Regions from separate parts of the Homo sapiens genome. Here region 2 is linked to region 1. A link is a loop called in an ENCODE intact Hi-C map of the cell type or tissue named here. Cell type or tissue: sigmoid colon. All regions are shown on one strand.

Region 1 (5,000 bases):
AGCACTGTGCTGCTCAGAGCACTTGCTGGAGTCTGAAGCTTACCCATGTGTACATACCCTTTCCTAACTCTTTGATGCGTCTGGATTCCATTCCACCCATGAGGAGGTGCAGAATGAAACAGTTTAAATCACCTGAAATGAGCAGTGACCACACTCTAAGATACCAGCTAAACATCAGGAGAGAAAATACAAACAAAGCAATGCTCTCTCCTCTCTTTATATTTGGTTCTAAGAAGCTGGAGGAAAACAAAGTATCATAAGACAGTGAGGTTTCACCAATTTCTCTGTTAACTGGCAGTATCCTACAATCTCCCTCCGGAATTACTGTACGATTACCCTTTAGTTAGGGCCACCCTCAAAGTAGAGCTGGAAGGAAACTTCAAAGGATACAGAACCCCAAGACCTCTGTACTTAAACATGTGAGCTACACAAGATGCCTCATTATATGGCTGTAAGTTGTATTGATAAATTCAAATGAAGACAGTCATATTTATCACCTTAGGACTCTTCTGTAAATATGTCACCTGCCTTCTCCTGCCCTATTGGAAGGTGACATGACATTCCCTCTCCCAGCCTTTGGTGTCTCCTTTAGACAAAAACAAACAAACAAAAAACAAAAACAAAAAAACGTCTTATAGAAGGGGGCTGCTTAGAGCCTGGAGCAAGCCACTCAGAATGTAAAACTCAAAGCTTGCCTGGTCACAAAGGCAACACAGTACTGAGGCATGATTCACTTGGAAATTATAATAGAGCAAACCACCTTCCTCCTTAGTAGGATTTTTGAATAAGTCATAGCAAATAGTACCAAAGCTCTTGAATGATGCCCTGTGATTCTTCAAGAATCAAACCCCTTCAGACAGTGGCCTATTAATTCCCAGAAACCCATGTTGAATGATAAAGTGAGATGGGGCGGAGGAGGGATAAATGTCTAGCCAAGAAAACAAAATTATCAGTTTTCTAAACTCGGAGTTAAATTAAGTCAACCCTGAGAAGGAAAGCTGGAACTTTAAGGTCCTTCTAGGATGAACTTTTAACACTGGAGGATGTGAGACCTCTCTACCACCCAAGGCCATTTTTCTTTGGAAACATGCCCAGTTGTGACAAAGCTAGACAACAGAAGCACCCCGCCCCTCCTCAGGCACCCACCCACCCAAGAGCTGAGCGCACTGGTCTTTGTTGCCCTTTTTAGAAGCCTCCAGGACTGTTCTCTGAAGCAGGTTTGCACAGCAGTAAACATTGAGTGACATCCTCTTTCAACGCTGCATTTGTGATCTGTGAAGTACCAGTCCCAGCATTGGTTTAACGCCTATAAATACACTCCGTTGTCCTATCACTGGTACTTCCTACTTTGTAAGTAGCAAAACAAAAATAGGTGATCCAATCCAAATTAATTTCCATGTCTGACAATTACATTTCCAAACAGCCAACATGGAACATGTTCTATTGATCCTACAATCCAGCTCTAGACAATATGAAAAAGGGGGGAAAACTCCAAATTCAGCATCTTGAACTTAAAAGACCCTTCAGAAACATCACCTTCTCCCCACAACAGTGCTGAAGTAGCTCAGGCCCACTCCACCTATGTTTGTTTCTATCCTGGTACATTCCAATTCTATCAAATCAAAAGGTTATTCCTATTAGGCAGAAGCTGAACCCATCCCCTTGAATAGGGAGGTGTTCATTACATCTGTCTGTGTAATGAACTTGTCATTTCCCCAAACGGTCTGGACAGTCTCCTACAAAAAAAAAAAAGAAAAGAAAGAAAAAAATACTCCATGGAATCTATGGTGTGTCAGTCCCCTTCCTAACATCTGAGTCAGACTACGTGTGTCTTTACTGAGGTTCTGGGTGCCCAGGGTGTATCACTTTCAGAATTGCTTCAGTAACTGAACTATGGCTGTCTTCCAGCCACGGACAACACAAGCACTATCTATTTTAAAACAATTTTCCTAACCCACCGGCAATGGAAGAGATCCCATAGGTCACCGACTTCCTATTGAAAACAAATTATTTCTCTCTCAAACTGCTTGCCGTCTCTCAGAATTAATGCGTGTTTATGTGTGCATATTTTTATCTTTGGCCATGCAACTCTTGGAGCAAAGAGGACCACCCCAAATTTTACCGACATGCCTGAGCCATTCAGAGCTTTAGAAGAGAAATGAACGAGTGCTGAGAGCCCTTAAGCCCAGGACTTCTCTCACACAAACAGTAAGTGGAAAGGAAAAAACAAAAACAAAAACAAAAACTAACCCTCCGTAGAGGGAGGGAGCAGGGTGGATGATAGGGAAAGGACATTAACCAGCAGACCAAAGGCAGCCGCGGCGGCGGCACTTCGCGAACTGCCTGCAGAGGAGAGTGAAATCTGTTTCGTGTACAATAACCAAGCACCCTCTGGCTGCCTCGCATGGGCACGAATAATAAATACACCGAGGTGGGCAAACAGATGCAACGAAACGAGCCACCCCAAAAAGGTCAAAACTTCAGAAATCCCGGGGGTCAAACCACCCACACAAACACATCAATCAGTCGGAGCGAGAGAAGGGACTTGGATACTTAGCAAAGGATCCTAAATTGTGTTTTTCCTTTCAAGCTCTGGCTTGCAAAGTACGGTGGCTACATGCAAAGCTAGAGGAGAGCAGGAAGGCTGAGGGCGGCAGGGTGCGGGTGGGAAGGGAGGGGTGTCTAACACCAGCCACCCAGGCCTCGATGTGACGAAAGTCGTCAGCAGCCCCGACCACATCCCAGCCCCTCCGCCCAGGCCGGCAGACGCCCCTCGCGGCTCCCCCACCCCAGCTTCCGTCCCTGGCAGCAACCCCGCCAGCCCCGCACCAGCAGCAGCCCCGGCCCGGGCCCCGCGCAGGCAGCGCCACGACCGCGGCTCCCATCCCTTCCGTGCGGCAGACACCCCGCAGGCCTCCCTCCCTGCCCACCCGGGGATGCCCGGGTAGCCGAGCCGGGGCGGGCTGCACCGCCAGCTCCCCCCGCCCCAGAGCAGGCAATGGCTCACACTTACCTTGGGCGTTCGCGGGGGGGCTGAAGGTGGCAAGCCTCCCGCCCCCCGCCCCTGTCCTCCTCGTCTTTTTTCTTCCTCCCTCCTCCTCTTCTTCCTCCTCCTCCCCACAGTGTGTCCGGGGCTCCCCCTCCTCCCCGCCGCTTGGAGTAAGAACCCAAAACCCCGAAGCCGGGCCCGCGTGCAAGCGTGCGGGAGGCGGCGGCGCGCGGCCAGCTCTCCAGTAACTGAGCGCGGCGCGCAGCTCCCAACTAAAGTGTGAAAGAAGCAGCGGCCGCGGCGGCCGCGGCACGGAACGTCCCCCCGGGAGTGGGCAGGGAGCGAGCGGGAGCTTGCGAGGAGCGAGCGAGGGAGGGGAGCTCCTCGCTCAGTCACTCACTCGAGGGGCGGGGGCAGCAGACACTCCCCCACCGCCGGCCCCTCCCCGAGCCTAGCTCCCGCGCGCGCCTGGCTCTCCTCCCCGGGGCGGGGCCTGCGGAGGCCGCCGGGGCGCAGCGCGCTGGGGAGCGGGTTGGGGGCTGCTAGGGCTGCGGGGCGGGAAGGAGGCGGCAGTGTGTGTGTGTGTGTGTGTGTGTGTGTGTGGGCAGGTGTGTGTGTGTGTGTACGTGTGTGCGCGCGCGCCCTGCAGCGGCCGGCCAGCCGGAGGGAAGACCCCGGCGGGAAGACTGCGTCCCGTCCGGCCTTCCCGGGCCTGTCACTTGGGCGGTGGCGTGGGAGCGGCGAGGCTGCTCGGGGGGCAGCCGGGTGGGCCCAGCTCTAGGGGAGATTCGGGTCAGCCCCTGAGCCCAGCCTCCCGGCTGTGCCTGCTGGAAGCAGACGGAGGGAAGGCCGGGCGTCTTTGGCCCACCGCGCGGCCGCTCCCCTCCCGGGCCAGGCTGAACGGGCGGGCGCAGCCCAGAGGCCCGGGCTCTGCCACCGATCCGCCTCCATACTGACCCGAGCTGCGGCGCCTGCAAGATTAATGAAGCATCCGCGATTCGGTAGAGGCGGCACGGGGAGGAAAGACACAAGATCGTGCTGCCCCCCTCTCCCCACCCTTCTCAGCCTCCTAGGACCTAAAGGCGTAGGCTGCGTCTGCTGGGCGCGTCCGGAGTGGTCCAGAGAGATCGCCATCCACCACTGCATCCGTCCAGTTCTTTGTGGACCCTCACAGAAGCTCAATCAATTTCCCACCCTCTGGAAAAGGGTATTTTTCTCTTCCCTGGCATATTGGGTGTTTCTTGTGTGCACCTAATTGATCTTTTTCCATTGATAGCCTTTGGATGTCTTTTGTGCGGCTTCCCCGCGCTTCACTGCTCCCTCATTGCCTTAGACACGCGAGGAATGTCAGGCCCCCAGAGTGAGAACACCCAAGAAAACAATAGGGGCAAAAGATCCTCCCTGGGCCTCGCGGATTATGCACAAACCAGATCATTTCCCACATTCGGCCAGGGTGAAGATGGAAAATGGAAAAGAACGCCATCAGAGTGGTGACACTGACGAGAAAAGCCAATTCATAATTTAGTTTAATGAAATGAGTTAGTAATCAACCACTAATGTCTAGGAAATTGGCCTTTTTTGAAAACTGGTTTTCCCTTTCTCCACCCCTTTTTTTTTCAAATTAAAAGACTAGTATCCCACTGTTGTTGTTTTAATTTTTATTGTTTTCAGGGATGGGGTCTGCTGCCAAGGCTGGATTCGAACTCCTGAACCCAAGAGATCCTCCTCAAGGGATCTTCCCCATCTCAGCCTCCCAAGTAGCTGGGACTACAGGCCAATTCCACCGCACCCTGCCTAACATCACATTGTTCAGGAACCTCAACTTACATTCCATTTTTACAAAATATCCATATTCTGGTTCATACTTCTTGGAGCCCAAATTTTTTGTAGTCTAGCCTCTTGGAAAGGAGCGGTTAAGAAGGGAGGGTAGATAAATTGAGATTTCAATCAGGGGCAGCCAGCCCCATCCCTTTCACCACTGGTGACTTGTTTCATTTCTTCTTTCTTTCCT
Region 2 (5,000 bases), 310 kb after region 1:
TCATTTCAACAGTGTTCATAGCATCTGCACAAGAAGTAGATTCCATCTCAAGAAACCACTCTTTGCTCATCCATAAGAAACAACTCCTCATATGTTCAGGTTGTCTCATGAAATTATAACAATCCATTTACATCTTCAAGCTTCACTTCCAATTCTAATTCTCTTGCTATTTCTACCACATCTGCAGTTAACTTCCTCCACTAAAGTCTTGAATGCTCAAAGTCATCCACAAGGGTTGGAATCAACATCCTTCAAACATTTTTACCTCTTCCCATGAATCACAAATATTCTTAATGGCATCTAGAATGGCAAGTCCTTTTCTGGAAGGTTGTCAGTCTACTTTGCCCAGATCCATAACAGGAGTAACTATCTATGGCAGCTACAGCCTTACAAAATGTATTTCTTAAGCAATAAGACTTCAAAGTCAAAATCACTCCTTGACCTTACTGAATGGATAATGTGTTCACAAGCATGAAAGCAACATTAATCTCCTTGTATATGTCCATGAGGGCTCTTGGGTGACCAGGTGCATTGTCAATGAACAGTAATATTTTGAAAGAAATCTTTTTTTCTGAGCAGTAGGTCTCAATCGTAGGCTTAAAATATTCAGTAAACCATGCTGTAAACAGATGTGCTTTCATCCAGGCATCATTGTTCCACTTATAGAGTATAAGTAGAGTAGATTGGGCGTAATTCTTAAGGACTCCAGGATTTTCAGAATGGTAAATGAACATTGGCTTTAATTTAGTCATCAGCTGCATTAGCCCCAGACAAGAGAATTAGCCCATCCTTTGAAGCTTTGAAGCCAGACATTGGCTTCTTTCTAGCCATGAAAGTCCTAGATGGCATTTTCTTCCAATATAAGGCCGTCTGTCTACATTTAAAGCCTGTTATTTAATATAGCCACCTTCATCAACTATCTTAGCTAGATTTTTTGATAATTTACTGCAGCTTCTACATCAGGATTTGCTGCATCACTTTGCACTTTTAAGTTATGAAGACAGCTTCTTTCCTTAAACCTCATGAACCAAGCTCTGCTAGCTTCAAACTTTTCTTCTGCAGTTTTGTCACCTCTCTCAGCCTTCATAGAATTGAAAAGAGAGTTAGGGCCTTGCTCTGGATTAGGTTTTGGCTTAAGGGAATGTTGTAGCTGGTTTGATCTTCTCTGCAGACCACTCAAACTTTCTCCATATCAACAATAAGGCTGTTTCACTTTCTTATTCATGTGTTCACTGGAGTAGCACTTTTCATTTCTTTCCATAACTTTTCATTTGCATTCACAACTTGACTGTTTGGCACAAGAGGCCTAGTTTTTGGCCCATCTCATCTTTTGACATGTTTTTCTCACTAAGTGTAATCGTTTCTAGCTTTTGATTTAAAGTGACAGATGTACTACACTACCTTTTACTTGAACACATAGAGGCCATTGTAGGGTTATTAATTGGCCTAATTTCAATATTGCTGTTTCTCAGGGAATAGGGAGGCCAGAAGTAAGGGAGAGAAATGGCAGAAATCCTGGTTGGTAGGGCAGTCAGAACACACATAACATTTATCAACTGAGTTTGCTGTCTTATATGGGCACAATTTGTGGCACACCAAAACAATTACAATAGTAACATCAAATATCCCTGAAAAACAGATCACCATATCAGATATAATAATAAAAAAAGTTTAAAATATCGCAAGAATTACCAAAATATGACAGAAAGACATGAAATGATCATGTTGGAAAAATGGCATCGACAATCTTGCTTGAGGCAGGGTTGCCACAAACCTTCAATTTGTAAAAAACACAATATCCCCAAAACAGAATAAAGAGAATTGCAATACAACAAGGAATACCTGCTTATATTAAAGCAGCAATGTATATCTTTTACCACCAGCACTTAGCCAGAATAGTGAGTGTTCCAGAGCTGGGGTTTATTGCTATGTGATGTGATCCTGAAATTCATTTCAGGATAAATTAGGCTTTTAGAATGAAAAACTAAAATGCATACTTTCATATGGCTAAGAAAAAAAAAAATATATATATATATATATAAAACCCACCCCATCTACCCCTACCCTAAACAGGCTTTTATTTCTAAATATAGATCTACATTTTAAGCAAAGCATGAATCAAGTCACATATTTAATGTCAGTATAATTTTAGAGGCATGCCAGAAAGAAAAAGGGGATGTGAGTACGTAAAACTTATTTATATTTTTATTTATGCTATTTCCTACAGATTGAAAATAAATTTTCAAGAGTACCACTTCTCCAGCTAATCTACTCTTAGTAGAGTCTGAAAATGCTGTGGTTATCTAGCAGTGCCCTCTGGTGTCCAAATGAATTGTTTTAGTTTGCCTTGAGGGAAAAAATAAGCCATTATATAATCAGACACGGCTATAATCAGCATTCATTCATTTGCCAAGTATTTACTGAGGGTTTACTATATGTGAGTTACTGTGCAAAGAGGCAAGATACAGAGATGTATTAAAAAATACATTTCTTGTTCTGTTCTTAAGGAGCCCAGTCTAACAGGGAGACAAATGTAAACTCACTTACAAAATTACTTAAATCACTTTATCTAGTTTTTCATTAAAATGAGACATACACAGCTGGGTGGCCTCCCTTTCCAAAAAGTTCTGGGCCATTATTCATGTTAGGATGTGTCTGGCTGGCTTTGGACAGAACAACTTTGGTGAAGTACACAGGGAACATTCTGAAATAGAGTAAACATCCCAAGACATACAGCAGGATTCAATCCTAGTTTAAAGAGTTGGGAAAGCGCCTTTCACAGCCAACCCCAAAAGACACTTCTGGTTTTGTAGTTATATAGGAGCCCACTGGTCAACAGATCCGACACACAAATCTGACATTATCCTTACACTTCTTTCTGAAAATGCTATTTTTCTAGAATTATAATGAAAGACCTCAAAATGAATCAAACGAGAGACTTAAGAAATCAAGAGACCCTAAGAATTTATCATAAACTGTTTGAGGATTCTTAGACCTGCAAATTTTCCACTAGAGTCACCCAAACACATATTGTTCTGAATAGGTCCATCTTCATGTCCTCTGGGGAAGCAGAGGGAGCCTGAAGGAGTTATGGAGACCTCCCACCAAGAATAAAAGTGAAATTCAAATACCATCAAAGGAAGGAGTCAGGAATGACTACAGATGAAGAATGATGCTTTATACTATTTTGTGATGTTCCTAATTTTCATCATTTTTCCATTCTTGTTATTGTTGTTTCCTAATCAGCCATGAAACCCTAGTGTGTAGGCAGGACCTATGACCTGCTTCCAATCAACAGAATACGGCAAAGGTGATGGGATGTATGTGATTACATTATATAAGGATTATAAGGTCCATCTTGCTGAGACTCTCCTTTGCTGGCTTTGAGGAAGCAACCAGTTATATTGAGAAGGCCCACGTGGCAAAGAGCTGAGGGTGGCCTCCTGCCAATGGCATATAAGCATTGAGCACTCTCAAGAAATTGAAGGCTACTAATAACCATGTGGGTGAAAAAGCTGACCCTTCCCCAGTCAAGTCTCAGATGAGACTGGAGCCCTGCCCAACACCTTGACTGTAGCCTCATGGAGGACCCAACTAATCTGTGCCCGGGTCCCTTGCCCACAAAAACTATAAGATAATAAATGTGTGCTGTTTTAAGTTGCTACATTTGTGGTAATATTATTTTGCAATGATAGATAACTAATACAGATTTCAAGACACCTTTTAATTTTAAAACATTTTTATTATAAAATACAAATAAAAACATTGAGAAAAGACAAAGTCATCCATTTTCTGCCTCCTATCCCACTATAACCAGTTAGTAATTTGATTTACTTTGTTATCTTTTTATCATATGCTTGGTCTGTTATTTCAGCCATGATTACACCCACTTATACACTTTTCCGTCTTGCAATTTTTACTTAAGGTAATATTTTCATGTTTTTAATAATATTCATTACTAATTTTTAATAAGTACATTATGTATCATTTGTATATATCTGTTTATTGACTATTTCCTAGACCCAGGGATGACAAACTATGGCACCACATTTGTAAACAAAGTTTTACTGGAACAAAGCCACGCCCGTATTGTTTATGTATTGTCTATGGCTGCTTTTGTGCTTCATACAGCAGTGTTGACAAGTTATGACAGAGACAGTAGGTTTAAAAACCTAAAATAGTTACTTTCTGGCCCTTTATAGAAAAAGTTTGCCAATCTTTACCCCAAACTTTAAAGTGGTTTATAATTTGGGCTACTAAAAGTAATGTCACTTGGAACATCTTTGTGCATATAATTTTTTATACTTTGTACAATTTGAGAGACATTAACAAAAGTGGAATAACTGGGTCTAATTAATGAAGACATTTTTACGGTTGATTCTCTCCCACACTGTTGTAATATTCAAGCTATGATATGTGATAAGAATGAAAAGGATAGCCCAGAACTCTTGTAGGTAACATGTCTCTGGTCCCTGTTACTTAAGACACGTAAGTTACTTAAGACACACTCTGGATGAACATATTTTGAGTTTTGATTTAAAGTTAACCAAAAAAGAGAAATAACAGTAACTGCAATGGGAAGACCAATTGAAAGAAATCTTTTACTTTTTACTGGAGAGGAAAAAGTAAACAGAAGTGGGTGACAAGGTACATATAAAATGCCATTCTACGGTAGCTGCAGTGGCCAAAAGGCACTGGGGAGAGCTGAGTAAGAGAAAGAAATGGCAGTCTCAACAATGAGCTGGCAGTGGCAGCAAGAAACAAAGAGACAACTTTGAGTGTGGGATGACAAAAGCAGCACACAGGTCCCACCCATCTGAATACATCCTAGGCATAAACCTGTATATAACTGTAATTAAACTGTCTCTAGATAACAAAGTTTTAAAGAAATCACCCTATATTTTTTAAGAAGGAGAAAGTCTTCTACCTGGGGAAGTTTTACTCTTCAGAATGAAAACCTTATGGAATGGGGAAGTCAACCCTCACTATGTACGTCAACC

What was found. Hi-C counts contacts between places; a loop is a spot of excess contacts. Peaks named below come from ENCODE experiments on the same cell type or tissue, not always from the same donor. Only the 100,000 strongest peaks of a DNase experiment are listed, where the experiment ranks them.
Region 2: a loop joins it to region 1, with 3 times the contacts of the local background. A loop is called at or near these places in 17 of 110 quality-filtered maps.

What each region holds. Positions count from the first base shown.
Region 1 is chr1:184,385,382-184,390,381 of GRCh38, reverse strand. C1orf21 (chromosome 1 open reading frame 21) reads right to left here and starts at 3,353. Exons shown (of 6, transcript NM_030806.4): 1 at 3,014-3,353. It overlaps C1orf21-DT (C1orf21 divergent transcript), which reads left to right and starts at 3,678. Exons shown (of 1, transcript NR_172919.1): 1 at 3,678-4,629. RefSeq lists silencers at 3,318-3,577, 3,608-3,717, 3,808-3,867. In sigmoid colon, a CTCF peak has its summit at 2,369; DNase peaks (open chromatin) are centred at 1,881, 2,441, 2,821 and 3,391; H3K4me3 peaks cover 4,354 bases; H3K27ac peaks cover 1,905 bases.
Region 2 is chr1:184,072,934-184,077,933 of GRCh38, reverse strand. TSEN15 (tRNA splicing endonuclease subunit 15) reads right to left here. Exons shown (of 5, transcript NM_052965.4): 5 at 3,722-5,000. Among named protein-coding and RNA genes, the nearest start is that of TSEN15, 24 kb to the right of the region's middle. In sigmoid colon, a CTCF peak has its summit at 2,318 (motif pointing left); a DNase peak (open chromatin) is centred at 2,653.